2 separate regions of the Homo sapiens genome follow, and region 1 is linked to region 2. A link is an interaction called in ENCODE POLR2A ChIA-PET data of the cell type or tissue named here. Cell type or tissue: OCI-LY7. All regions are shown on one strand. Links, peaks and the distances in the headings refer to the core of each region. The heading gives the core; the rest is flanking DNA. Region 1 overlaps PPM1K (protein phosphatase, Mg2+/Mn2+ dependent 1K). Region 2 overlaps PPM1K-DT (PPM1K divergent transcript).

Evidence for each region. ChIA-PET counts read pairs that join two places held together with the same protein. Peaks named below come from ENCODE experiments on the same cell type or tissue, not always from the same donor. Only the 100,000 strongest peaks of a DNase experiment are listed, where the experiment ranks them.
Region 1: POLR2A ChIA-PET joins it to region 2 with 8 read pairs; 10 of 35 experiments call an interaction of 5 or more read pairs at or near these places.

Annotation. Positions count from the first base shown.
Region 1 is chr4:88,265,998-88,281,104 of GRCh38, forward strand. It overlaps PPM1K (protein phosphatase, Mg2+/Mn2+ dependent 1K), which reads right to left. Exons shown (of 7, transcript NM_152542.5): 2 at 12,147-12,645; 3 at 11,146-11,246; 4 at 2,744-2,909; 5 at 2,193-2,337. The coding sequence starts at 12,586. It also overlaps the pseudogene RNU6-112P. Among named protein-coding and RNA genes, the nearest start is that of PPM1K, 11 kb to the right of the region's middle. RefSeq lists an enhancer at 880-1,379. In OCI-LY7, for the core only: no CTCF peak of the experiment used is centred there; a DNase peak (open chromatin) is centred at 9,694; H3K4me3 peaks cover 3,354 bases; H3K27ac peaks cover 3,468 bases.
Region 2 is chr4:88,332,511-88,347,617 of GRCh38, forward strand. It overlaps PPM1K-DT (PPM1K divergent transcript), which reads left to right. Exons shown (of 5, transcript NR_134238.1): 4 at 8,352-8,442; 5 at 8,793-9,147. Among named protein-coding and RNA genes, the nearest start is that of HERC6, 39 kb to the right of the region's middle. In OCI-LY7, for the core only: no CTCF peak of the experiment used is centred there; no DNase peak of the experiment used is centred there.

The DNA.
Region 1 (15,107 bases), core at 7,585-12,584, 65 kb before region 2:
TCCTTGAAAAATGGGGATAGTAGTACTTATTTTGAACAGAGCCCAGCACATAGTAAACTCTGCCTAAGTATCTGTTAGATAAAATGAAGTGGGATATCTATAACACACGATGTGGGATATCTATAGACTTGAAACCCTTCATGCAATTAATTAACAAGTGTTTGCTGCCAGTTTTGGAAGCCTACACTATACTGTGCTAGAGACTATAGTGGCTCAGGAGTTTTAGAGAACTGTCAGCTCATGGACTGGGTGTGTGTTGGGGGGCAGTTCAGGACAATGAAGACACTGATTAGTAGCATGCAAAGGATGCCACAGAAGTAGAGGTGGGCGATTATTTGGCTTGGTGGAAAAGGGAAGTTGGGGCAGCTTCCAAGTGGAGGTGATGCTGGCTGATTGGGTGCAGGTGATGCTGATTGATTGGGTGCAGGTGATGCTGGCTGGGTGCAGGTGTTGCTGGCTGATTGGGTGCAGGTGATGCTGATTGGGTGCAGGTGATGCTGGCTGAATGGGTGCAGGTGATGCTGATTGGGTGCAGGTGATGCTGATTGACTGCGTGCAGGTGATGCTAGCTGATTGGGTGCAGGTGATGCTGGCTGACTGGGTGCAGGTGATGTTGGCTGATTGGGTGCAGGTGATGCTGATTGGGTGCAGGTGATGCTGGCTGATTGGGTGCAGGTGATGCTGGCTGATTGGGTGCAGGTGTTAGCTGATTGGGTGCAGGTGATGCTGATTGGGTGCAGGTGATGCTGGCTGACTGGATGCAAGTGATGCTGGCCGATTGGGTGCAGGTGATGCTGGATGACTGGGTGCAGGTGATGCTAGATGACTGGGTGCAGGCGATGTTGGCTGATTGGGTGCAGGTGATGTTGGCTGATTGGGTGCAGGTGATGCTGGCTGTGTGCAGGTGATGCTGATTGGGTGCAGGTGGTGCTGGTTGACTGGGTGCAGGTGCTGCTGATTGGGTGCAGGTGATGCTGATTGGATGCAGGTGATGCTGATTGGGTGCAGGTGATGCTGGTTGATTGGGTGCAGGTGATGCTGGCTGACTGGATGCAGGTGATGCTGATTGGGTGCAGGTGATGCTGATTGGATGCAGGTGATGCTGATTGGGTGCAGGTGATGCTGGCTGATTGGGTGCGGGTGATGCTGGCTGATTGGGTGCAGATGATGCTGGCTGATTGGGTGCAAGTGATGCTGATTGATTGGGTGCAGGTGATGCTGGCTGATTGGGTGCAGATGATGCTGGCTGATTGGGTGTGGGTGATGCTGGCTGATTGGGTGCAGGTGATGCTGGCTGACTGGGTGCAGGTGATGCTGATTGCTTGGGTGCAGGTGATGCTGGCTGATTGGATGCAGGTGATGCTGATTGTGTGCAGGTGATGCTGGATGACTGGGTGCAGGTGATGCTGCATGATTGAGTGCAGGTGATGCTGGCTGATTGGGTGCAGGTGAGGAAGAACAGCAGGACCATTTCACCAGGAGAATTCCATAGCTGGGGTGAAACAAAAACCTAACACTTCAAACTGAGGGAAGCCAAAATATTTCTCCCCGAAATATTGAGGATTGCTAAAGTCAAGTCACTGAAAAGGCAGGGGTACACTTCCTCAGCCTCTACTTGCCTGGTGGCAGGACATCAGTCCTTCTTTACTGGAGACAGCACTTGTTTATTGGCCCAGAGAAGGAACCAGCAGGCACCAGAGAAATCTGGGAACAGGTTTTACTATCTCTCCACATTTTCCTGACTTTTAAAAGACTGAAACTGTTCTCTTCTTTATCTTGTCACTATGCAGGATCTATGGCTATTTAAATACAATTTAAGCAAAGCCCCTAAGCCACTGCCTTGGAAGAGAAATACTTTTAACTGAGGCCTTTCCCGTACAATGGGTTCAGCACGTGCAAATGTCTGCTTGTTTGTTTGTTGTTGTTGTAGTTAATCTGACTTTTATTTTCAAGAAAGTGTCTCAACTAAGAACCTAAAAAGGGGGAAAAAGAGAATTGTTTTGTCCTCTACAATAAATTAGGCCAGAATAGTAGCATCTTATTTTACCTGAAAAGTTTTTTTATCCTTCCATAAATTACTCCCTTTTAAAAATCATTTTGGCTTCAGTTAAGGCTTCCAAGAAAGGTGCAGCAGAGACAATCCTACATTCACTCTCCGCAGGTTTATCAAGTGTTTGCAGGTCCTTTCTTACCTTAATCCTCTTAGTTTCAGGTTCTGCTATGACACCACTGGTCTTAAGGTCCAAATCTCCAATACTTCTTGTCATTGCAAGCCTGCCATTTACGTGAGGCTGCCCCAAACTATTCCAAGCTACAAAACCACCACATTTCTTGATCCTGTTAAAAGTTAAATGACAATGGTGTGATATGTAGAAAACCCTTTGGGAGGCCAAGGAGGGCAGATCACGAGGTCAGGAGATCGAGACCATCCTGGCTAACACGGTGAAACCCCGTCTCTACTAAAAAACAAAAAATTAGCCGAGCGTGTTGGCAGGCGCCTGTAGTCCCAGCTACTCAGGAGGCTGAAGCAGGAGAATGGTGTGAACCCGGGAGGTGGAGCTTGCAGTGAGCCAAGATTGCGCCACTGCACTCCAGCCTGGGCGACAGAGTGAGACTCTGTCTCAAAAAAACAAAAAGAAAACCAAGTCACTGTTAAACTTAACCATGACATCAGTTTAAAAACTATTATGAACTAAAAACATCATCCACATAGAATGATATGATGGATCAGTGGTGGTAGTACCTTTCTTTTTCATCTTTTCTTTCTGGAGTATGGTCAATGGTCAGCTTCATGGGTTTTCCTTTTCTACACAAAATAGCCCGGCTGTCCCCAACACTGGCTACAACCAGTTCAATACCATCTCGCAATAGGGCTACTGTTGCAGTAGTCCCAGAGGTCAGAAGAGTTGCTACAAGTATTATGAAAAAAAGAGTACAAGTTAGTGACAGTCAAATGATTGGATATGGAATTTTTATTACAAAATAAAACACAAGCATGATAAACTAATGCTGGAATATATCATTCTAATTTAACTAGAGCTAAGCAAATAAAATGCAAATGAACTATGTAAGTAACAGCATGCAGAGAAACAAGTATTTAATTCAGTAACAAGTCTCCATGCAAACGGAAAGGTTGCTAACCTTATTTGGCAAACACTGCATCACTATCTACAAATGGCCTCTATTCATATCAAGTAGAGCTGACTTGAACTTATAACAACACCTTCATGGATATCTGGTGTCCAGACTGAAAGTATTAAAATTTAATTAGGTTGGCTATGATGGTGGGATGACTTAGGTCTACTTGAGCCCATGGAGGCAAGCTGACTTTTCTATAGTCTATGGATTTAGAAGGTTTTCTCTTCCATTTTTCACTCCTATGCTGTGAACATATTATCAGTTAGTAGGCTAAGTGAGACATGCCAAGGGTATACCATTTGCATATTCTACCCCTGTATGCTTCTAAAACTGTTTTAATTTTATAAATGTTCACCAAAAAAATCCTAAAATGGTTACAGGCTCACATTCTTTTCTGTTTATCTTTGTCCTCCCTAGACGTGAAACAAAGTTACAACCATCATTACAGGAGCAGAAAATCTGGGGGAGGGGAGGTGGAGAATGAAGTTCATTCTAGCTTCTCATAAACTTGGTGTAGTTAACACTCCTAACTCCAGAAGGTTGTAATACAAAGAGGTAGTCTTCAAACGCAGGGCAGTACTGCCAGCTGCAACTCCTGGGGTCCTGTTTGGGCCCAGAGCATCCCACAAATATGAATTTTCTCTAATAACAAATAAAATTCATTGTTACTGGGCTTGAGGTCACCGTTTCCTCCATCCAACTCAGACTGCATTTCTGCATCTTCCTTTGATTTCCTCTAACAGTGTCTGCCCTAAGTTCTTTACCACTTGTTAAAAATTGTTAATTTGCATTGAGCCTTGTCAAAAGTGAGAATATTGTGAAATTATGGGCTAAAAAATAAAACAAAGTGGAAGAAATCGGAAAAGATAACTTATTTAAAGCAGGTATTGTCTTTAGTAACACTGTTAACTCTTTAAAACATTCCAAAGATGACTTCGATTTTAAAGGTACATTTAGGAAAAACGAAGTGCTACTAATTTGACTGATTAAGACTCAATCTTTCCAAGCTTTTTTTTTCTCCCCAAAAAGATAATTTTGAAAACTTCATCAGTAATGCATTGGAAGGAGATATATACATAAATAGATTTTTCCAATCAGTATATTAAAATGCCTGCTTTAATCAGAAAAGTAAGATGGAAAAGCATGAACAAACTCTACTTAATCTTTTATAGTCATGCTGAACTTTCTTGAGAAATAACATTTATAGTTGCACTATCTTTCCATTTTTCTCTTGATTTTGGAACTGTCGTGCCAATGTAATATTTCTGCAATGTTGAAAGATACATTTGTCCACCATATAACATAAATGTTTTAGCATAAGTATCAGTGATATTTATATTACAAATGTTAACTCGTAACTTTAAATTACCCAAACGACTATGAAACAGTGGAATCTTTACAGTTTGACTAACTATGATATTTCAAACGATTTAAAGAGCCAGATAAGGGAACACGGCATTTATTCAGATGCTACCTGTCCCGGGAATTTAATATTCCTTCCATTTGTTTAAACCATCTACAATAGTTTTCTTAAAAATGGTTTATTATTGGCCACAGTAAAAGAGTTAAAATTTCATAAGTAGAAGTTTAGTTATTTAGGCTTGTAATTTATGGCTCTGTCACCTAGGAATTTTAAGACTTTGAGTTTTTACCAACCCAACTTCACAGTTCCAAAATCCCAGGATTTATAGGAAAGGCTTCAAAACTAACTGTCAATTCTGATTTGCTAAGCATTTAAGAATGTAAATATTAAATCAGCATTCATTTTCATTTAACATTTAACATGGAAGTAAAAATTCTCACTTTTTGCCTAACAACAAAACTAGAAAACTAAGACATCTTTCAATAAGTTCTTAACACTCACTGGACAATTTCTACTGCAAGTCATCTCAACTAATGGGACAAAGAGATGTGGGAACCTTCCCGTAGTCCAGGATAGGAACCGCTGGACTCCTTCACCTGGGACAAAATTAAGCAGATCTCTCTTTCCACTGAAGCCCCGCATATAGTGTCCACGGGCTCCAGGTCTAGAGCTGCTGACCAGGCACAGTTCTCTGCCACAAATAACACGCACAGAGGCAAATACGAATTTCACCCAGGAATTGTGCTCAAACATTACAAACCTGCAACACAGGGGAGAGCAGAGAAAGAGCTGCAAAATAAGGGAAGGGTTTTTTATTTTGGTGAAAATTTAACTAGCAAATTATATAATATTCCAGGAGATGCCAAATCAATTATTCCAAAACTCAGTTTGTTCCAGTTGATGGTATTTTGTAGTTGAGCCTATTTTTTCATCACAGGGTAACACTTCTTTCTTAATTTTGTGGTTTCTAAGGTTGAAAAAACTATATAAAAAAGTATCTGTACCAAGACACATAAATGGTGACACAGACCTACATTTAACACACTCACAAAAACACTCACGCATATACACATTCACTGAAATAATTGGTCTTAAACACAGTAAATCACTACCTTTACTGAGTTACAAAAAATGCACTGTAAATTTGTTTGGTAGCAATATCAGAATTGTCTCAAGAATAGAAAGGTAAATCTACAGTTACAGCATGGAAGAATTTGTATCTGACAAGCAGGATGTAAACTACAGTATACCACCAAATTACTGGGACTTAAATATATATCAAGAAGGAATCAAAGCACCCGCTATACAAGATACATAGAGTAATGCATTTGTTAATGGTGCTTAATGCAGAGACTTAGTACCTATAAGGCATTTTTGAGTAGAATGATTAATTTAAATTCATTGCTTAAATAAAGGCTAGCGAGACGCATGTTTATAATTTTGTATAATTCACAAAATGGGTATTTCTGCAGCTCTCTCTTTCCCCCAGTGTTGCAGGCCGACACATCAAAAGAAAAATGATCAAGATTGTGAATGCCAACATAAAGAGCAAAAGCTATACTTTTCAAAGTATAATGACCCCTAGTAATTACTCAATTGTGTAAATAATACTATGTATAAACCAATACAGTTTCAATATTTATTAAAAATGGGTGTTCTAGACTCATGACTCATGAACACCAAAATCAAAGTAATGAGCTGAAGCAGTAGCAGCACGGTAAGAACATCTCATCAATGCTCTCTTTTTTTTTCTTTTGGCTGTCCCGGCATAGGGGATTCAAAAATGCTGTGTTTACAGCCCTGGTTCTTTTGTAGTTTAATTCTTCCATAAAGAGGTCACAGGATATGAAGAACATAAAAGTTTCTGGTGAGACTCATAATGCCATCAATGTCCCCCACTCTGAATGTCTGAGCAAGTCTTCTCTTTTTGTTCCATTTGTCCCTTTCGGAGCTTTGTTGCTTTCAAAGTTTAAGCAATCTGGAAACACTCTGAAGAGCTTATAGGAAATATAGAATTATAACCTAATTTTCTACCATCTAGTTTGTTCTAAGTGGCTATCTCTTTATAAACAACGGACTGGTGGGATATCATCCGGATTTACTGGCTGCTTTTATTAATTGTAAAAGTAGACATTACTGGTATAAATTGAATAAAAAAATTAAAAGATGGTGATGAAATTTGCTACTGATAACTAAGGACAGGTTGAAAATGCATTAACAAAAAAGCAATAAAAATAGCTGACAATTTCTTAAGGGCAAGGGAATCTTGTTCTTGCCATTTCTTGATAAGTGGCATTTTGATTTTATTCTTTTCAAAATATCCCCAGCTACAACAGTAAATTATTTTATTTTATTTTCTACTCAAACAATAAGCTTTTATTATATTTTACAGATCAGTCATCCAGGACATGCTGCGTCTGTGGTTGGCATCGTCTCATTTCTGAAAGGACTGAATGCACATAAAAGTCTCTTGCCCACGCTGAACTCACACATGCCGGGCAGAAAAGAGCTCTCACTAAGTGTAACTTGAGTGTGAACTTGCTCAGGCAACAGCAATGCCATTCAACAGTAAATATTTTAAATGTTAGTAAGATAATTTGAAGTTCTTTATGTAGCTGTAACAGCTTTGGAACTGAAGTTGAGAGGAGATAAGAATGTTTTAATTTCACTTAAGAAAGTTAATATGGTATTGATACAGGAGCTAGAAATAAATTATGTAGGCACATAGTGAGGGTAAAGGAGTCCGTGGCAAGGCTTCCCTTTTAACAAAAAGCAGCCTCCAAACCATTTCTTTTCTAACAAAGAGCAACCTGAAAAATTGAGCTGCAAACATAAATAAGCAAGCTGGAAGCTTGCACAGGTGAATGCCAGCAGCTGTGCCAATAGAAAAGTACTACCTGGGCTGGGCACAATGGCTCACGCCTGTAATCCCAGCACTTTGGGAGGCCAAGGCGGACAGATCACCCAAGGTCGGGAGTTAGAGACCAGCCTGACCAACATGGCAAAACCCCGCCTCTACTAAAAATACAAAAATTAGGTAGGCATGGTGGCAGGCGCCTATAATCCCAGGTACTTGGGAGGCTGAGGCAGGGGAATCACTTGAACCTGGGAGGTGGAGGTTGCAGTGAGCTGAAATTGCACCATTGCACTCTAGCCTGGGAGACTAGAGCAAAACTGTCTCAAAAAAAAAAAAAAAGAAAAAGAAAAGGGCTACCTGGGGCCAAGCATGTTCAATATGTTCCATCTTCCCTTTTCTTTGTCACCATGTGTAAAGAAATGGGCAACATGGCGCTGGCCAGGTAGAGAACCCATCTGCATAATAAAAGATTAGGGTGGGGGTGGCCAGATTCTTGAATGCTCTGCAAATTGCACACCTAGGCCTAATCAGTTTTTCGTGTGCTATGCAAATGGCACATCTGGTCCAACCAATCTTTCATGCCCTATGTAAATCAGACACTGCCTCCTCAAGTTCATCCATAAAGCCTCCTGCACTTCACCATGGACTAGAAAGCTGTTTGGGACCCCTCTTTTTGCAGGAGAGAGCTTTTCTCTTTCTTTCACCTATTAAGTCTCCACTCCTAACCTCACTCCTTGTGTGTCCTCGTCCTTGATTTCCTTGGTATGAGACAATGAAACTCAAGTATTACGCCAGACGAGCAATGCTGCTTCAGTAGGACTGAGCGGCACGCCTCTCTTTTATACCTAAAATCTCACCATTAGTAATTCACTTCTATGGTTTAAGCCTTTTTCAGGTGTCTGCTAACTAAAATTCAAATCCACCCAGGAGTGACAGCTCATTAAAATGCAAACATTTTATAATAATTTGATTAAATCAGCTATATGATAATCAAAGAAAAAATTACAGTAACTTCAGTGAGAAAGAGTCAGCGTGGAGATCTCAGTTCAATCCAAATAATTATTGAGTACCTGCCAGGTTCTATGCAGGGTGCTGCACACTGGAGATTCAAAAATGAATAAGCCACAGTCCTTCACCTCACAGGAAGGGTTCAAGAAGAGGGGAAAGGGGTTAATACTAAAAGAGAAAAGATGAAAGAAACTGGAGAGGGTAAACTGCACTTACTACAAAATTTTGTTTCACTGGCACTGGTCCTATCTATATACATAGGCCGAAAAGAATATTATCCACTCTTATAATACTGATACTGCTTCAGTTCTTGCTAAAAACTAAAGTTTTAAACTTAAATAATAACTTTGAAATTTAAAATGACATTTTAAAAAATCCATAAACTGAACAGTTACACAACATATGGCATTCTATCTTTAGTGGCTTTAATGTATTTGATAAAATAGGCCCTAAATATCAAGACAATTTTTGCCATCTTTGAAGGCTCTGGCAACTTATCAAGAATAAAATTTTTAAATGTTCTCAAAACACTAATTTTTAAAAAACACAGACCGATAAGAATATATACAAAATAAGATTTTAATAACAAATAACAAATTTAATAACAAAATAAGATTTAATAACAATATTATAATAGACCTTTTCTTTTAGTACACACTAAGAGCATCATCTTGTCTTGCTCCATTATACTTTCAAACAAATTACCATTATATGAAAAATACATTTTAAAATATCTTAAGAATGTTCTGGGATCATTACTTCAAAGCATATGATAGAGGAATTAAATTAAATAATGCATTTTAATTTCTTTATTACAAATGAATTGATTTTAGTAAGAATAAAAAATATGGAACTCTTCATGCATTTGTGTGCCATCCTTGCACAAGGACCATGCTGATCTCTGTATCATTCCAATTTTAGTGTATGTGCTGCTGAAGTTAGCATATGAATTACATTTTTGTGATTAATTTCTTTATACAACTGTTTAATGTTTTTGTGACAAAGGTATCTTTAGAAAGTTTCTTTTAAGATAGGCAAGTTAATTAAATTCTTTAAGTTCAAAATTCTGTTGAGTTATACTTCATTCAATAATAAAAGGAGTCCTGTCATATTTTACATCAAGTCAATCACCGATTGGTTTAAGCATCTACATTGACTAGATACTTTTAAAAGAGGCTGATGGCATTGAGAAGGCCAATGTTTTTGGTTGGTGGTCACATGCCTGGGATAAATTTGGACATTCTCATCCAAAAACCTTGCCCAGTAAGCTGCAGCTATTTACAGAACAGCTGGGGCACACCACCGACACTACAGTCAACAAACATTGTGGTGTGAGACATAGCCAGATGCACAGCCAACTCAGTTACTATGAAATAAGAGCATACCAAAATTCAGGAAGTAATAAAAATAAAACCATAAGAAAATATTTCATTTCCTCTTTTCCTTCATGTGTTTTAACTATTTGGAACAAGAGCTAAGTCTTATGCATAAAGTTTACCTCTTTCAGCTTCTGTCTTCTTAAAGGTAAGGGTCCAGTTGAAAGGAAAAAGAAAAATTCCAAAGGAATGAAAGAAAAGAAAATGGGCCTAAATGATCTACAAACTGGAAAACATATCCCTGAAGAGAGTGGACTGTAATGCTTTCCTGAGGAGTGTGATAGTAAGGTTCTCAAAAAAAGCTCAGGAAAAAATCTCAAGATGGTAAATAGAGCCATCGCAGAGTTACCTTCTCCTCTCCTCATGAGAGAAGAGAGATAATGCTGGTGGTCAGGAAAATCCCAGCCCTAACTCTGAACTGACCTTTACCACTCTAATCTTCAGTTCCTTCGCTGTGAAATGCAAACAATCTCTATCCTTATGTATTCCAACTGAAGACTGTGCAAATGACATTTCTGTGGTGCACTTGGTTTCTTTCTTTTTTTTAAGAAAAGGATGAACCAAATACAGATCAAGATTATTGCATGATTCATTTTCAAATCATTTACAAGGTTACATGCACACATTCATTTGGCTGGTACAGAAATTTTCAGGGTTAACTTTAACAGCAAAAGATTTGGGACTAGCTAACTAGAAAACGTTTGCTGAATTTTCGTGAAATGGTTTTGATAAATTTAGTCAAAACCAGAAACATTTCACTTTCAAAATTTAAGGACATACAGTACACAAAATTTTAAATTCAGCTAGCATGACCTTATGCTGAAAATATCACTAGTTACCAGAGAAAAGCTGCAAGATTGAGCTTTTTAAGAAGTGACAGAAAAATATTTTCCTTCTAGTTATACAAATTAGTGCATATTAACCATTGTCTTTTTCTATTTAGGACCTATTTGCAATTTTTTTCTTGTTGGACAATGACTGTCCTCGCTAGATGTGATTACCCTGTAGTGTATTTCAGCACTTGGTCACCAGATCCATCTAAAAAAAAAACCAAAAACCCAAAACAAAACTCATAGTATGGACATTTTGTCCATAAAATAAGCAAACAGATTAAACATTTTTAAAATCTTTTAAAAACTAAAGTACAACATCAGAACTGTTTCGGGGCTTCTCTTTCTGAAAAATTCTCCAATATATTTCATTTAAAAGTGAGGTATTAACATTAATTGGAGTTCCCAACAGCATTTAATGTGATTCTTCATATAAACTCATTTCTACATAAATCCTTACAAACAATTGTCCATTAAAATCCCCTCCCCCAAAGGACTTAAAGTGTTTCCTTTTTACTCCTCCCCCACCCCATGTACTCCCTAGGATCCAAGGAATGTGATAGTTTTACATACCATCAGCAGACAGGCGGGCATGACTCGAAAAGGCTTTATCTATTTCTAGAAAAGCCAAGGTCAACAGAGTTTCCAAGTTCTTCTCCTTAGGAAGCAAATCCCTTTGTGGGGAGGAAAAAAAGAGCCTTAAACAATCATTTTACAATAGGTTTTTCTCCTCACTGTTACTCTAGCTAGCAGTCATTCCACACAACGGGCCTCAGGATTTTCCTGTCAAATGCTGAAGACCTACTGGCTAAGGAATACCTATTGAGAATCCACAAAGTATCAGGCACTGTGATAAGCTTTTAAGGGCACAACAATGAAAGTCCAAGTCCTTGTCCTTGAAGAATTGATCCTCACTACCACAACCCTGAGAGGTCGAGAGTTCCTTCCCATTGTGAGTTCTTTCGTGGAATGCGGTATACACAGGAAGTCAAGAAATGGTCACTGGGAAGTCAAAAATAGTCACATGGTCGTAACTCCATCACATGTTCTCCCTCTTTCAATTTTAGCAGTAATGTGATCCTCAAAAATGCATTAATACTAGTTGAAGTAAATAAACGGAAGAGCTCCAAAATGCCTGCATTAAATGCATTTTTCCACACTAATGCCAATCATCCAAAGCTATTTTCAACAAGTCAGGTATTCAAAGCTATTCACACCACTTGAAAGAGTAATTACCATTTACTGAAGCACTTATCTGTCCTACACTGATGGGAGTAAATGCTTCTCATAGGTTATCTCATGTACATTATGCCACTTCACTTAAAATGATCACAAATTAAGTGCTATAGATTTTGGTTAATGCTTTCCCCAGGGGAGTTGTTAAAACATGCATTTCTGAAATTGTGATAACCATAAGTAATAAATGGCACACTTAAACTACTGCTCATTCGTGAAGCAGCAGCATGCAACCACTCAAGTAACTATGTTTACGCTGGAAGCCTCAGCCAAAGGGTGAAAGTTTAAGTAGGAAGTATAGGAACTGCAAAGTCAGGAGTGAAAGTCATTGTACATACATAATACATTTCTCCATGTGGGTATGACAGAAATCAGCTGCTGCAGGTCCACCGTGTCCATCATACACTGCAAAGTACAGGACCTCATCTGTCAGCTGAGCGAAGTCAAACCGATCTTCATTCTCTTTCCGTTTGCCAATCTGTGAGGCGCACCCCACATTTTCCAAGCTGATTTTGGGAATTGGCTTGCCATACTTAATGCTGGGTGGCAGCAGAATTGGCTCATCAATGCGGTTATCCCAGATCCCAAAATTGTCCCAGGTAGCTGGACTCCCACTACCATCTGGGTCAAACCGAGAACACCTAGGCTCTGAAGTGGAGCTGTGGCACGTGGGTGTCACCCGCCTGTCGTCCTGCAGCAGGCGGGAGCTTAGCAGCACTCTCCTTCTCACCTGGTTCCCACCACTTCTGACCAAAGTAATTAAGGCAGCTGTTGACATAACTCAGCTCCAAAGGACTCAGTGATGAGGGAAAGGTCAATGGAACAATAATGGAATGTCTTCAAGAAAAATGATGCAAGTCACAGGGGACAGAGGGAGAGAGGGGCAGAGGAGGAGAGGGAGAGAGACAGAGAGAGAGAGACCATCAGAAATTTTGAATATAACTGATATGTCATCAAATATTACCAAAAATGAAGCTCATAAAGGATTTGACAGAAAATACATATATTTATGTTATATATTGGGTAGGCATCCAGTAGCCTGCTTCTAAGAACAGTGGATCAAAAATGAATCGATTTTCCTACCGCATTCACAGCATTTAAATTCTATAAAAATTTAACAGTGTGCACATACACAGAACATGTATCTCTTAAACTTGAACCTGCAATCACTTGTTAAAATGCATGTTCTGACCCAGTGGCTATGGGGTGGAGTCACTCTGCATTTCTAACCAACACCCTGGTGATACAGAAGCTGCTGGTCCCCAAGTTACACTTCTAGTAGCAAGAACACAGAATACAGGTATAAATAAATATACTTCCCTTCATTAACTCTATTGCTTTAAAGAAAAGGTAGGGATAAATATTAACAATAGCAACAAAGTCTCTTCAGGAAAAAATAACAGGCTAATAGAATACTTAAAATAGTTCTGTTTCCAAAGAATGGCCAAGTTTTAACAAAAACATAATCTAGGATAAATCTAAGTTTTATTTTAACATTTCTTAACCTACTAAGCTTTACATACTATATTACTATGGTAAATATAAATTGGTGTGCAAACACCCCAGAGGCACAAAGATAAGCCAGTTTTGATGCTCCCCATCCTAGCAGACTCTCTCACTAGGAGGGTATGTGGGTATGATCTCAGGAACCTGGCAGCACTGCATTTGTGACAAGCAGCCCTGATTTCTGAACGAGTGATCTATATATTTACATTCACAGCTGCAGCTCTCCTTTCCCCAACCCTAACAACCCAACGACACTTGAGACTACACTTCTTTGAAACGATTACTTTACACCCCCATTTCTGGACTCCACCCTGAAACTCAATCCTAAAACCTCTCTTGGCATTACAGGGTGTTACCCAGGGGAACTCCTACCCCACTGCAGGTAGAGCTGTTTCTGGGAATTTTCCACACAAATAAAAAATTTGTCTCCATAGGATTTTGTTCTATTACTTTATTCTTTTAAAATCAACTTGAAAAGATGGCAGAATACTAAGGTTTGATGATGTTGGTGGATGGTCTACAGATAGTATATTATTCTCAATCTTATGTTTAAATTATTTCACAATAAAAAATGAACTTGAAAAAATGTATCTTTCCAAAAGGTATAAACATACACAAATGAAACCCAGCTTGAGTGCAGTTATGAGAAAATGCACTACAGATTTCAAACAATTACTTTCCAATGAATTTTTGGAAATCAGTCTAGCTATGTATAGGGAAGGCCATTACTTCTTTCGGTGGGTAAAACAGTCAAAAGAAAGAATGAGGTTCCAAAGAACATCCTTAGGTGTTTATTTGTTTTAATTTCTTGTAGATATGGGTTCTCACTTTGTTGCCCAGTCTGCTCTTGAACTCCTGGCTTCAAGTGATCCTCCCACCTCAGCCTCCCAAAGTATTGGAATTACAGGCATGCGCCACAGAGACTGGCCTCAATCTTTAGATATTTAAGCAATTAAAAAAAATATGAGCTCTGCTGTCACAGAATTTAGAATAAAGATGGCCACCAAAACAAGTAATGTATCATCAAAGACTTAGGAAGTCATCCCTTCTTGGCCTTTTGGCCAAGATCCTGCATAGAAGGCTGAAATTCATTTCTTCGTAAGACAACATTGTTGGGGGGTTGGAGAGTGGCAGAGACACAGCATCTCTGGTTATCAAAGAGAATTAACATGGCCGGACCCGGTGGCTCACACTTGTAATCCCAGCACTTTGAGAGGCCGAGGTAGGCAAATCACTTGAGGCCAAGAGTTGGAGACCAGTGGGCAACTTTGCAAAACCCTGTCTCCACTAAAAATACAAAAATTAGTCAGGCGTGGTTCCGCATGCCTGTAGTTCCAGCTACTAAGGGGGCTGAGGTGGGAGGACTGCTTGAGCCCAGGAGTTTGAGACTACCCTGGGCAACATGGTGAAACCCTGTCTCTACAAAAAGTACAAAAATGAGGTGGACAGATTGCTTGAGCCTGGGAGGCAGAGGCTGCAGTGAGCTAAGATCACACCACTGCACTCCAGCCTGAGCAATGGAGCAAGACATTGTCTATTTAAAAAAAGAGAGAGAGAGCGAGAGAGAGAAATAACACATTCCATTGCAAGAGATGTTTGTTCTTTTGCTTCTAATTGAGAGTTAGATTTTATTCAGCAACAATTATGGATTCAAGCCAGCAATGGTGTGTTAAAAAAAATTTAAAAACCCAATTATGTTAATTATAGGTGATGAATTGAGACTTCAAACTACAATACAATCTACCAGGTAATGGAAGTACTAATTATTTGGAGATAATTCCCAAAGCAGCTTT
Region 2 (15,107 bases), core at 5,912-10,911:
AGTCTTTCAGGTTAAATTTTAAAGTTCCCTGGCTAAGGAGGAAGTCATACAGATGGTTGCGGGGGTTGGGGGGGGGTGGCTCAGAATTTTATTTTTGGTTTACATTTGTCATTTTACAGGAAGAATGTTTTTTGAGTAGAATTAAGAAGATGCTCACAAGATTAAGGCATAATAGAATTTCCCTCCTTCCTTCCTTCCCTCCCTCCCTCCTTTCTTTCTTTCTTTCTCTTTTTCTTTCCTTCCTTCCTTCCCTCCTTCCTTCCTTTCTTCCTTCCTTCCTTCCCTCCCTCCCTACCTCCTTCCTTTTCTTTCTTTCTTTCATTTCTTTCTTTCTTTTTTTCTTTCTTTCTTTCTTTCTTTCTTTCTTTCTTTCTTTCTTTCTTTCTTTCCTTCATTCCTTCCTTCTCTCTTTCTTTCTTTCTCTCTTTCTTTCTCAAGACAGGAGTGTGCCCTGTTGCCAAGGCTGGCCTGTGCTCAAGTGATCCACCTGCCTTGGCCTCCCAAACTGCTGGGATCACAGGTGTGAGCCACCATGCCCAGCCAGCATAATAGTACTTCGAAGATAACGATTTCCTTTTACAAGGAATCCTTCAAACTTGATGAAAAGAAAAAGATGGAGAGCTAAGCTATGAGGATGCAAAGGCATGAGAATAATACAATGGACTTTGGGGACTCGGAGGGAAAGGGTGGGAGGCGGGTGAGGGATAAAAGACTACACACTGGGTACAGTGTACACTGCTCAGGTGATGGGTGCACCAAAATCTCAGAAACCACCACTGAAGAACTTATCCATGTAATCAAACACAACCTGTTCCCCAAAAACCTGTAGAAAAAAAATTGTATACCATAAATATGTATAATTTTTGTCAATAAAAATTTTTTTAAAGTGAAAAAAAAGAAAAGAAAGAAGTGAAGGTGTCCCAAGGGTTAACTCAATCCATTATATTATTTTTATATTTATTTATTTATTTATTGAGACATAGTTTCACTCTTGTCACCCAGGCTGGAGTGCAATGGCACGATCTCAGCTCACTGCAACCCCACCTCCCAGGTTCAAGCCATTCTCCTTCCTCAGCCTTCTGAGTAGCTGGGATTATAGGCGTGTGCCACCATACCTGGCTAATTTTTGTATTTTTAGTAGAGATGGGATTTCACCATGTTGGCCAGGCTGGTCTTGAACTCCTGACCTCAGGCGATCTGCCCACTTTGGCCTCCCAAAGTGCTGGGATTACAAGCATGAGCCACCATGCCCAGTCTCAATCCATTATATTATTTTCTTCATGTTTCTTCTTGTGACTTCCACTTGGATTTTACAGAAGAGGGGGTGTGGATCAGTAAGACAGAAAAAAGAGGTGAAAGACTGAATCAAGGCCAAGGAAAGCTTGGGCTTCCTCCCAGATATTGGGCAATCTTCTCCTCACTCCTCACTTTCCTTAAGCAATCTCATCAGCTTCCCTGTCTCTAATTACTGCACTACTCATCATAGATGACTCCCCAGTTTAAATCTCTGGTACAGACCTATCTGAGCCCCAGCCCCACAAAGGCAATTGGTTTCTGACATCTCCAGTGGAGATGTCTCAAAATATCTCCAATTCATGATGTTCCTCCTTACACCTAGGTGTGCTCCTCTTCCTTCCTGTGTTCTCTGAATGAGAAAATGACACCACTTCACCACTGTTCACACAGTGACACCAGCAAGAAGCCCAGTGATCATCCTCAGGACCTCCTCCCTATCATGCCCTCATCCTCTCCCTCATGCCCTCATCCCTCCTCATCCACTTTATCTCAGACACAACCACTCTGCCCTTCTCCAAGGCCAACTCTTTTTTTTTTTTTTTGGAGATAGAGTCTTACTCTCTCACTCAGGCTGGAGTGTGCAGTGGCGTGATCTCAGCTCACTTCAACCTCCACTTTCCAGGTTCAAGCGATTCTCATGCCTCAGCCTCCCAAGTAGCTGGAACTACAGGTGTGTGCCACCATGCCCAGGTAATTTTTGTATTTTTAGTAGAGGTGGGGTTTTACTATATTGACCAGGCTGGTCTTGAACTCCTGACCTCAAGTGATCCGCCCGCCTAGGCCTCCCAAAGTGTTGGGATTACAGGTGTGAGCCACCATGTCCAGCCCAGGGCCAATTCTCTAGCCCTGCTTCTGTCAGCTCTTGCCCAGACAACAGCAGTCACCTGCATCCACTCTTCCCAACCTTTCAACTAGTTCTCCATGCTACAGCTGGAGTGACCTTTTTGAAATGTAAATGGAGTAACCGTTTTGAAATAAAATGCACACTTCAGTGACTTCTTATTTCTCTTATCATAAAAATCTTTTAACCTGGTCTGTGAACCACTGCACGTTTTGGTCCTTTCCTACTTCTTCCAACTAATCCTAATTTCAGTTCTACATCTTACTAACTGGATAACCTTGCCTAAGTTACTTAACTCCTCTATGCCTCAGTTTCTTCATCTGTAAAACAGGGGTAACAATAGTATTTCCAATTAGAATTGTCATGAGGATCAATGTAAAGTGCTTAGAATTAACTTAGTAGGTACAATAAATATTAGCTCAATAAATGTTTGCTCAATAAATATTAGCACTTATTAGGACATCTTAGCTGTCTTCGGTCACTGTGACATTTTCTCTCAAAAGTGTTGTCTTACTCTGTTTACATTGCTATAAATAAATGCCTGGGACTGGGTAATTTACAAGGCAAAGACGTTTATTTGGCTCACAGTTCTGCAGGCTGTGCAAGAAGCATGCTGCCAGCATCTGCTTCTGGTGAGGGCCGCAGCCTCCTTCCACTCATGGCGCAGGAGAAGGGGAGCCAGTGTAGAGATCACATGGGGAGAGAGAGTAGGGGAGGTGCCTGGCTCTTTTTAACAACCAGCTCTCTCAGAAACTCATAGAGTAAGAACTCACTCATTACTGTGAGGACAGCACTAAGCTATTCATGAGGGATCCGCCCCCATGACCCAAACACTTCTCACTCTGTCCACCTCCAACATTGGGGATCAAATTTCAACATGAGATTCAGAGGGGTCAAACGTCCAAACTAGGCGAGATGCCGTGGCTCATGCCTGTAATCCCTGCACTTTAGGAGGCCGAGGTGGGCGGATCACTTGAGATCAGGAGTTCGAGACCAGCCTAGCCAGCATGGGGAAACCCTGTCTCTACTAAAAATACAAAAATTAGCTGGGCATGGTGGCACACACCTGTAATCCCAGCTACTCAGGAGGCTGAGGCATGAGAATTGCTTGAACCCGGGAGGCGGAGATTGCAGTGAACTGAGATTGAGCCACTGCACTCCAGCCTGGGGAGACAGAGCGAGACTCTTCCAAAAAAAAAAAAAAAATACAAACTCTAGCAGGTGTCATACTTCCTTCCACTGTAGGACCTTTGCACATCATGCTGTTCACTCTGAGCACTGCTTCCTTTCATCATTTCCTAGCATTTCTTCCTCCAGGAAGTCTTCTATAATCTCTTCGACTAAAGTTTCTCTATTACACTATTTCATAACATCACATACTTTTCCTTAATAGCACTTATCACAATTATATTTTTACATTTATTTAGGTGATCATGTGATTGATGTCTTTCTCTCCACTGGAACTGAAGTCCACGAGGGCAGGGCAGGAAGGGTAGAATAATTTTTTCCGCTTTAATATCATATTCTCAGTTCATAGCATCTTGCCTGACACAGAGTAAAATAAGTACTCAATAAACATTAGTTGAATGAATGAAATTAATCTCATTGTACATGAGAAATGTACAATGGGGCTCTCTAGCACATGGTTTGCAGCTGCCTCTTCCCTCTGCCAGACGGCAATACTTGTGTGACTAAGAAAGAAAGGGTTGTGCATGGTGGCTCATACCTGTAATCCCTGCACTTTGGGAGGCTGAGGTGGGACAATCACTTGAGCCCAGGGGTTCAAGATCAACCTGGACAACATGGCAAGACCCTGTCTCTACAAAAAATAAAACAAACAAAAAAATTAGCCAGGTGTGGCACTGCACATCTGTGGTCCTAGGTCTGTGGGAGGTTGAGATGGGAGGATTGTTTGAGCCTGGGAGGCAGAGGTTGCAGTGAGCTGTGATTGCACCACTGTACTCAAACCTGAGTGACAGAGTGAGACTGTGTCTCAAAGAAAAAAAAGGAGAAAGAAAGAAAGAGAGAGAAAAAGAAGGAAGGAAGGAAGGAAGGTAGGAAGGAAGGGAGTTTCTCAAAGAAGCTCTGCCTCACAATGACCCCCCTATTAAGTTCTCCTGATGTTGATGGTTATCCCTTTTCTAAGTGTGGGTCACCCCTAAGAAGACCACTTGCTAGTAGTCATGTGGTTCCAAAATCATGCCCCTTGATAAGGCCAAATCTATGCATACAAAACTGTAATACCCTCTTTGAAGAATCTTCTGTGAAAGTTTAGTCATTGAAGTTCTGTCTTGAGCAGGAGATGTCAACAAGCTGTAATCTTGGTACTTTGATTGTCTTCTCAGGCCCAGTTCCAGTTTGCTCCTTTCTTTCTTTCTTTTTTTTTTTTTTTTTGAGATGGGTTCTTGCTCTACCACCCAAGCTGGAGTGTGGTAGCACAATCATAGTTCATTGCAACCTTGAACTCCTGGGCTCAAAGGATCCTCCTGCCTCAGCCTCCCAAGTAGTTGGGCCCACAGCTGTTCACCATCACGTCCTAGTTTGCTCCATTTCAATTGTCTCCTTCTTTATGGTGCTACACAAGGGTAAAATAATAACAATAGCTGACATTTATTAGTCATTGGTGCTTGCTATTGTTAGGCACCATGCAAGGCATTCTTTGTATAATATTCTTACTTAGAAAAAAGAATCCTCTTAAGTCAATGCTACTATTATCCCTGTTTTACAGTTAAAACATGGACATTTAAAGAGATGAAGAAACTGCTTAATATTACATGGCCGGTGAGTGGTAGAAACAGATTTTGATACTCAGGTAGTCTGATGTCACAGCTCACACTTGGGTATATACTACATCACACTGCCTAGGTACAGTTAGTGATATTTTACTGATCCTAACTCAACTTCTCATCCAGTGAGATAAGTTCCAAAGACCATTTAAATTGTCTTCTTAAACTGCTAACCACATAGCGAACACAAATATCATACAACTGGGATTAGAGGGCAAAGTTATCCAAATTAAAAACAAGACTTATCTTGATTTGTGATTGGGCATATCATGAGTGCAGGCACAATGTAGATGCTCAATAAAACTTATTTATTGAATGAATAAATGGATCACACCAGTCACATCCTTATAAACCCTTTAATCAGATTATGAATATTTTTCCATACAATTTCTCCACAATTCAAGTTCCTCTTCAAAAATATAGAATAAGGAATTTTCTTCTTAATTCACACTCTATGGTCCAAACAATCAGATTATAAATGAACAATCTTGATATTCATTCATTCATTCCATAACTATTTCTTGACCAAGCTACAGTGTGTCTTGCTTTTTCCCTACTAGAGAATAGAACTCATTTTTTTCTCTAGTGACTATTCCATCTGGCCTCTCTTCTGTCTTTTCTCATAGAGAAGGCCTGTCATAGGTAGGCCTGTCCAGTACTTCTCCCTGGGATGCACCAGAGAGACATATGGACTTCACCTGTCATTGGTATCCGCAGCAAGCCTTTCTCTCCCAAGCCTAACCTACATTGTACTGCTACAGGTACTTTGCTGTAGATGCCATAGTGACTGTAATTTTTAGAAATGATTTCTCTCTACAGAGGGAAATTCTTTCATTATAATAAAAAAGTCATTTTCTATTATTATGAAAAAATACATATTCATTGCATAAAAAATTTTAAATCCCATGTAATCCCCCCAAATAACAATTGTGATAGATAATATTAAAAGAGTCTTACTGTATGTTAAGCATGACACGATAACAAAGTTACATTACCTTTTCAATTTTACTTATGAGAAAAATCCAGGAAATTGAAGGGGGCTGCTTTAGATCCTCAGCTGGTAAATGAGAGTCTGAATGTATACTCAGGTCTATCCACTTCAAAAACCAGCATTCTCTACCACTGACGACATCATCTTAAAGGCCAATTAGTATTCTGATGTACAGAGGCACTTAGTGCCTTCTCTCTTATTGGATATTTAGGTTGTTTTTAATTTTTTAATATTAGAATTAGCACTTCAATGAACATTAAAGTTAAACATTTTCTTTGAAGGAAAAATAGTGTTATTGTTCCTTTCAGAATGCATAAATAATATATGCTTACTCTCTTAGTCCATTCAGGCTGCTAAAACAAAATACCTTACACTGGGCAATTTACAAATGACAGAAATGTATTGCTCACAATTCTGGAGGCTGGGAAGTCCAAGATCAAGGCACCAGCAGATTTGGTGTCTGGTGAGGGCCCATTCTTCGTAGATGGTGCCTTCTGTGTGTCCCCACATGGCAGCAGGGGCAAACAAACTCTCCTTGGTCTCTTTTATAAGAGCATTAATTCCCTTCATGAAGGTGAACGCCTCATGATTTAATCACTTCCCAAAGGCCCCACCTCTTAATACCATCACATTGGATATTAGGTTCTAATAACTGTAACCTCAAGTTTACAGTTTGCCAACCTAGGCCAAAGGTAGGGAAAGTATGGCCCATGAGCCAGATCAGGCCTGCTTTCCTCCCCTCTTATTTTTGTATAGCCTCTGAGCTAAGAATAGATTTTTATATTTTTCACTGATTATAAACAGTCAATGAAAAAAATACTTTGTAACACATGAAAATTATATGAAATTCAAATTTGAAAGCACAAACTGTTTTTCACCGTTGCACACTTCTGTGACCAGATGTGTAAAGGTTTTTCTCCACATACTAAGCAAATCTCCAGTGGACGCCAACTGAGTGTCTTATAATTCAATTTAATTCTGATACTATCCACCTGAAGATAGCATCAGACCCTACAGGTTAAGGGCCCAGTCCCACAAGACTGCCCGCACTCCAGATACCAATTAAAAGCCCCAGGTTGTAGGGCCAGGTGTGATGACGTACGCCTGTAATCCCAGCACTTTGGGAGGCCAAGGCAGGTGGATCACTTGATGTCAGGAATTCGAGACCAGCCTGGCTAACATGGTGAAATCCCGTCTCTACTAAAAATACAAAAAATTAGCTGGGCGTGGTGGCAAGCACCTGTCATCCCAGCTACTCAGGAGGCTGAGGCAGGAGAACTGCTTGAACCCGGGAGGTGGAGGTTGCGGTGAGCCAACATCACGCCATTGCACTCCAGCCTGGGGGACAAGAGTGAAACGCTGTCTCAAAACAAACAAACAAAAAAAAAAAACAAAGAAAGCCCCAGGTTGTTATTTGTGCTTCTGACTGGCTATAAATCAAGGTTCCCTCAACCACCTCTTCAGGTTTGATTAATTTGCTAGTGGCTCACAGAATCCAGGGAAACACTTTAGTTACATTTAATGGTTTATTATAAAGAATAGTACAGGCCAGGCATGGTGGCTCTTGCCGGTAATCCCAGTACTTTTGAGGTTGAGGTGGGCAGATCACTTGAGGTCAGGAGTTCAAGACCAGCCTGGACAACATAGTGAAAGCCTGTCTCTACGAAAAATACAAAAACTAGCTGGGTGTGGTGGCGCGTGCCTGTAATCCCAGCTACTCTGGAGGCTGAGGCAGAAGAATCGCTTGAACCTGGGAGGCAGAGGTTGCAGTGAGCCGAGATTGCACCACTGCACTCATGGTGCAGTGACAAAGTTAGAATCCATCTCAAAAATAAATAAATAAATAGTATAAAGGATGCAGATGAATAGCCAGATGGAAATGATGAATAGGGCAAGGTATGTGAAAAAGGGCACAGAGCTTCTATGCCCTCTTCGGATATACCACCTCCAGGCACCTCCATGAGTTCAGCTATCTAGAAGCTTTTCCAACTCAGTCCTTTTGGGTAATTATGGTCATTATGTAGACATGACTGATTATGGTTATAGTAATCGAAGGGGATTATTTCCAAGACTCCCACAGATACTAAAATCTAGGTCCTACAGTTGACCATTGGTGATCAGCTCAACCTTCAGCTTGTCTCCCCTCCCTAGAGATTAAGAAATGTGGCTAAAAGTTCCAACTCTCTAATCATGCCCTAGTTTTTCTGACCAATCCCCATCCTGAAGCTATTTAGGGGCCACCAGTCATCTCATTAGTGTACAAAAGATACTCTTACCACTCTAGAAATGCCTCATATTTTAGGAGCTGTATGATGGGAACCAGGGCAGAAATTAAATATAGATTTTTAAAAATTATACCACAGTATAAATAGTTTTATTGGAACACAGCTATGCTCATTCATTTACGTATTATGTGGATATTTTCATGCTACCATAGCAGAGCTGAATAATTGTATTGGAGAATGTGTGGCCCACAAAGCTTGACTATCTGGCCCTATACAGAAGAAGTTTGCTGATCTCTGACTTAGGTAACTGATGTACTTCTCTTATTGCTATTAAATGGGCAGGGTAAATATTAAAAATACCTATATTTTAGGGTGGGAGAAAAAAATTAACAGCTAAGGAATTTGGGGGCGTATTTAAGGCCATATTGGAAAGGTACATATGTTAATTATTCCCTCCATACAAAAATGACTTTGATATTCAGATTTTAATAATTATCAGATAGCTATAATATGTGGAGTGATGGGAAGTAACATTTTGGACAGATTGCAGTTAGGAAACAGACCCTGGTCAGAAGGTCTTAGACAAAAATCTTAGCATCAAGCTCAGATTATTCCTTCCTGCTTCATTTGTGTTCTCCTCACAATGCTTTCAGCTGCCTAGGAATAGCCAGGCAACCAGCTGCTACTTTGAGCACCCGGCTAAAATAAGCAGAGACAACTGGAAGGCTTGATGTGAAAAAGAGCTGTTGAAGTGTACACAAGCAAGCTGACTGCCTTATGACTAATACTTGACAGAACCCAGCAAGAGGATATGAGATTGCAGATGGATGACCTCAATCCTGAACAGAAAGGCGTGCATGATAATGGAGAGAAAAAAGCCAATGGGGAAAAAAAACCCACCACTATTTTTTTAATAGCCTAACACACACACAAAAAACTGGTTTTCCTTTTTCTGTAATGTGTCTGTAGAGCTGGCTATTCTGATTAAAGTTGCCCTTGAAAAAGCAATTAACTTAAGAGTCTTACTGGAAGTTAAAAATCCCAAGGGGCAGGAAAAATGAGTGTATGGGAAGCCCAGTCAACAGGTCAGAAGGTACAGCTGGGAGGTTTTAGCATTACGTACCGTGTGTTTTTCGTTTAAGGGAGAAGCTTATTTGCTCACTGCTATAGTTTGGATGTTTGTCCCCTTCAAATCTTGTGATGGAATCTGATCCCCAGTGTTGGAAGTGGGGCCTAATGGGAGGTGTTTGGGTCATGGGAGCAGATCCCTCATAAATAGATTAATGCTCTGTCTGGGAGGGTGGGTGCGGGGTACGAGTTCTCACTTTATTAGTTCCTGTGAAAGCTGGTTGTTAAAAAGAACCTAGCACCTCCCCTTTCACTTCAGTGGCAAAGTACACTCCAATACTTTCACCCTGATGAAGTCCTATTCTTTAGTTTTATACTTACTCTTATTCTTGTTCCCGTTCTTATGCCACCCTCTACCTCTCCCCAGCTATCTCTACCACACTATCAATCTCACTCTCTCCTAGCCATTTCTAATCCTTCTTTAACAAACAATTGCTGGCTTTGCATTTCTCTTTCCTCCAAAACTGCCAAGGCCTTGACTTACTGCTGAAAAAGGAGGACTCTGTATATTTTTAAATGAGCAGTGTTGTTTTTACCTAAATAAATCTGGCCTGGTGTATGACAACATAAAAAAACTCAAGGATAGAGCCCAAAAACTCGCCAACCAAGCAAGTAATTACTTGCTTGGGCACTCTCTAATTTGATGTCCTGAGTCCTCCCAATTCTTAGTCCTTTAATACCTATTTTTCTCCTTCTCTTATTCAGACCTTGTGTCTTCCGTTTAGTTTCTAAATTCATACAAAACCATATCCAGGCCATCACCAATCATTCTATATGACAAATGCTCCTCCTAACAACCCCACAATATCACCCCTTACCATAAAATCTTCCTTCAGCTTAATCTCTCCCACTCTAGGTTCCCACGCCAACCCTAATCCCGCTGGAAGCAGCCCTGAGAGACATCGCCCATTATCTCTCCATACCACCCCTAAAAATTTTCGTTGTCTCAACACTTCAGCACTATTTTATGTTATTTTTCTTATTAATATAAGAAGACAGGAATGTCAGGCCTCTGAGTCCAAGCTAAGCCATCATATCCCCTGTGACCTGCACATATACATCCAGATGGCCTGAAGCAAGTGAAACATCACAAAAGAAGTGAAAATGGCTGGTTCATGCCTTAACTGATGACATTGCACCATTGTGATTTGATCCTGCCCCACCTTAACTGATCAATTAACCTTGTGAAATTCCTTCTCCTGGCTCAGAAGCTCCCCCACTGAGCACCTTGTGACCCCCACCCCTGCCCACAAGACAACAACCCCCTTTGACTGTAACTTTCCACTAACCACCCAAATCCTATAAAACTGCCCCACCCCTATCTTCCTTGCTGACTATCTTTCCGGAGTCAGCCCGCCTGCACCCAGGTGATTAAAAAGCTTTATTGCTCAAACAAAGCCTGTTCGGTGGTCTCTTCACACAGATGCGCATGACACTATGGTTTTGCTTTCTGAGGTTTCAGTTACTTGCAGTTGACCATGTTCCAAAAAATATTAAGTAAATTACCCAGAAATAACAATTCATAAGTTTTAAATTGTACTCCATTCTGAGTAGCATGGCGAAATCTTATGCTGTCTGGCTCTGTCCCATTGGGTACATGAATGATTTCTTTGTCCCGTGTATCCACGCTGTTTAAGGTGGTGGTACCTGCCTGTGAGTCACTTGGCAGCCCTGTTATTTAACAGTTGGACAGTCACAGTATCTCAGTGTTTGTGTTAAGGGAACCCTTCTTTTACTTAAGAATGGCCCCAAAGTGCAAGAGTAGTGATGCTTGCAATTCAGAGATGCCAAAGAGCAGCTGGAAAGTGTTTCCTTTAATTGAAAAGGTAAGTTTTTTACTTAATAAGAAAAAAAATTATGTGCTGATGTTACCATGATCTATAGTAAAAATGAATCTTGTAGCTGTGAAATTGTGAAAAAGGAAGAAGAAATTTATGCCAGTTTTGCTGTCACACCTCATCCCGCAAGGGGTGCAATGCATTATGGCTGCCATGTGTGATATTACGAGATAAAAAATAGTTCATGGGTGTCAACCTTCCACCCTGCGCTCAGCTCTGCTAGGTATTCTAAGGATTTACAGAGGCTAAGAAATCTCATACAGAACATAATATGTACACATAGAAAGCACAGAGAAACAATGACACACTAGCATTGAGAACTCAGTGGAATGTTACTGACAAGTGCAGTAGGAGTTCAGCAAAGAAGAGGAGGCCACTATAGGCAGGTGGAGTCAGAAAAGGGGAATGACCTTGTGGGGTCACTGGAATTTGGATCTGTGGAGAGAAGGGGAGGAGAGTTTCTAAAGAGAAGAGTGACAAGACCAGAAGCAGGTACAAAACCATGAACCTGGTTTGTTTAGAGGACAGTGAGGAGATCTTTCTGGTTGACTGTTTAGAGGTGGGAAGGCCAAACCGAGGAATTATGTCTGACAGAAGGGAAGAAATGACCATGGTGGCCTTCTCAGACTCTGTGGGAAAGGCCTCTACCTATCCAGTGAAAGTGTCTACCCAGACCAAGAGGTATTTTAGTTTCCTGACTCGGGGCATGTGAGTAAAATCAATTTGCCAGTCCTGGGCAGGGGCAAATTCTTGAGCTTGATGTGTAGGGAAGAGAGGGGGCCTGAGAAATTCCTGAGGAGTAGTAGAATAGTAGATGGAACATTGAGAAGTGATTTTTTGAGGATGGATTTTTACGATGGAAAGGAAATGAGAGGTTTTAAGAGGCAGGCTAGTGGCTTGTAACTTACATGGAAGAGGTTATGAAATGACGACAGAATAAAACAGGCCTGTGAGGCTGGAAGGAGATATTTTCCTTGGTCCAAGAACCATTTGCTTTGTGTGGGAAGAGATTGATAGGTGGAAGTTTCAGTAGGAGAGTAGGTGGGAGTGACTGATGAGAAGGAGAAAAACTGGCCACGAGGGACAGAAGTTGGGACACTAGCTGATTCTTTAGCTACCTTATCAGCATAAGCATTGCCCTGAGTGATGGGATCTGACACCTTTTGATGGCCCTTGCAGTGAATGACTCCAGCTTCTTTTGGAAGTAAAGCGGCCTTGAGAAGAGTTTTTATTAAAGAGGCATTAATGATGGAGGACCCTCGCATAGCGAGGAAACCTCTTTCAGCCCATATAACAGCATGGTGATGCAGGATATGGAAGGCATATTTAGAGTCAATATAAATATTGACATGTAGTCCCTTTGCAAGAGTGAGGGCCCAAATTAAGGCAATGAGTTCGGCTTGCTGAGAGGTAGTGGAGGGGGGCAGAGTGGTAGCCTCAATGATAGATGTGGAAGATACTATAGCATAGCCTTCCTTTGCTGGTGAGTGGCGATTTGGCCTGGTGGAACTGCCGTCAATAAACCAAGTGTGATCAGGGTTAGGAACAGGAAAGAAGGAAATATGGGGAAATGGAGTGAATGTCAGGTGGATCAGAGAGATACAGTCATGGGGGTCAGGTGTGGTATCAGGAATAATGTGGGAGGCTGGATTGAAGTCCGGGCCAGGAACAATGGTAATTGTGGGAGACTCAACAAAGAGTGAGTATAGCCGAAGGAGCCGGGGGGCAGAAAGTACATGCATCAGGTGTAAGGAAGAAAATAGATTTTGGAAGTTATGAGAGCTGTAGAGAGTGAGTTGAGCACAGTTTGTGATTTTGAGGGCCTCTGAAAGTATTAAAGTAGCAGCAGCTGCTGCATGCAAGCATGAGGGCTAGGCTAAAACAGTAAGGTTAAGTTGTTTGGACAGAAAGGCTACAGGGTGCAGTCCAGGCTCTTGTGTAAGAATTCTGACCACACAGCCCTGTACTTTGGCTGTGTGTAATGAAAAATTTTGGGATATGTCAGGGACAGCTAGTGTGGGAGCAGATTTTAGGGCTGTTTTTAAGGAATGGAAAGAGGAATGGGGAAAGGATTTAGGATCTATGGGGTCAGCTAGATTTCCTTTTGTGAGTTTATATAATGGTTTAGTCAGGATGTTAAAACTAGGTATCCAAAGGTGAAAGTATCTAACCATGCCCAAGAAGGAAAGGAGTTGTTGCTTTGTAGAAGGAGTTGGGGTTTGGGAGATTAGCCAGAGAAGATCAGCAGACAGAGCATGTGTGTTTTTATGAAGAATTATGCCGAGATAGGTAACGGATGAGGAAGAAATTTGGGCTTTGGAGGGGGATACACGATAGCCTTTTGAGAATAGACGTTGGAGGAGCAGGAGGGTGTTCTGTTGGGAAGATTTGTAGGAGGGGCTATAAAGTAGAAGGTTATCAAAATATTTAATAGGGTGAGAAGCAGATGGATGGAAAGAAAGTAAATCATGAGAAAGGGCTTTACTGAAGAAATGGGGGCTGTCCATGAAGATTTGCGGCAGTACAACCCAGGTAAGTTGCTGAGACTGATGGGTGTCAGGGTTAGTCTAAGTGAAAACAAAGAGAGGCTGGGCTGAAGGGTGCAAAGGAATAGTAAAGAAAGCATGTTTGAGATCCAGAACACAATAATGGGTTGTGGAGGGAGGTATTGAGGATAGGAGAGTTTATGGGTTTGGCACCATGGGATGGATAGGCAAGACAATTTGGTCGATAAGGTGCAAATCCTGAATTAACCTGTAAGACTTGTCTGGTTTTTGGGCAGGTAAAATGGGGGAATTGTAAGGAGAGTTTATAGGCTTTAAAAGGCCATGCTGTAACAGGCAAGTGATAACAGGCTTTAATCCTTTTAAAACATGCTGTGGGATGGGGTATTGGCATTGAGCTGGGTAAGGGTGATTAGGTTTTAATGGGATGGAAAGGGGTGCGTGATTGATCACAAAGGAGGGAGTAGAGTGTCCTATACTTGTGGATTAAGGTGGGGAGATATAAGGGGAGGATGTGAAGGAGGCTTTGAACTGGGGAAAAGGGCAGCAATGAGGTGTGGCTGTAGCCTAGGAATAGTCAGGGAAGCAGACAATTTATTTAAAATGCCTAGACCCAATAAGGGAACTGCGCAGGTGGGAATAACTAAAAAAGAGTGCATAAAAGAATGTTGTCTGAGTTGGCACCAGAGTTGGGGAGTTTTAAGCGGTTTAGAAGCCTGGCTGTCAATACTCACAACAGTTATGGAGGCAAGGGAAACAGGCCCTTGAAAAGAAGGTAATGTGGAGTGGGTAGCCTCCATATCAATTAAGAAGGGGAGTTACCCTCCATTGTAAGAGTTACCCAAAGCATCTGTGATGGTCCAGGAGGTTTCCGAGGCAATCGGGCAGCATCAGTCTTCAGCCACTAAGCTGAGAAGATCTGGGAAGGAGTCACCCAGAGAGGCTTGGGCCAGAGTTCCAGGGGCAGTGGCTGCTGGGCAAGTTGGACAGTCTGATTTCCAGTGGGGTCCCACACAGATGGGACATGGCTTAGCAGGAATCCTGGGCTGTGGGCATTCCTGGGCCCAGTGGCCAGATTTCCGGCACTTGAAGCAAGATCCTGGGGGAGGAGGTCCTGAAGGAATGCCTGGCCACTGTGGCTTAGGTGTTTTGAAGTTCTTGTGTGCTGGAGATGTAGCTGGGGTTTCTCTCACAGTGGAGGCAAGTAATTGCAACTCTTCTCTATTATTGTACACCTTGAAGGCAAGGTGAATTAAGTCCTGTTGTGGGGTTTGAGGGCCGGAATCTAATTTTTGGAGCTTTATTTAATCTCAGGAGCAGATTGGGTAATAAAATGCATATTGAGAATAAGATGGCCTTCTGGCCTTTCTGGGTCTAGGGCAGTAAAACATCTAAGGGTTGTTGCCAAACAAGCCACGGACTGGGCTGGGTTTTTATATTTGATGAAAAAGAGCCTAAAAGCTAACTGATTTGGGAAATGTCTGATAGAGAAAAAGGA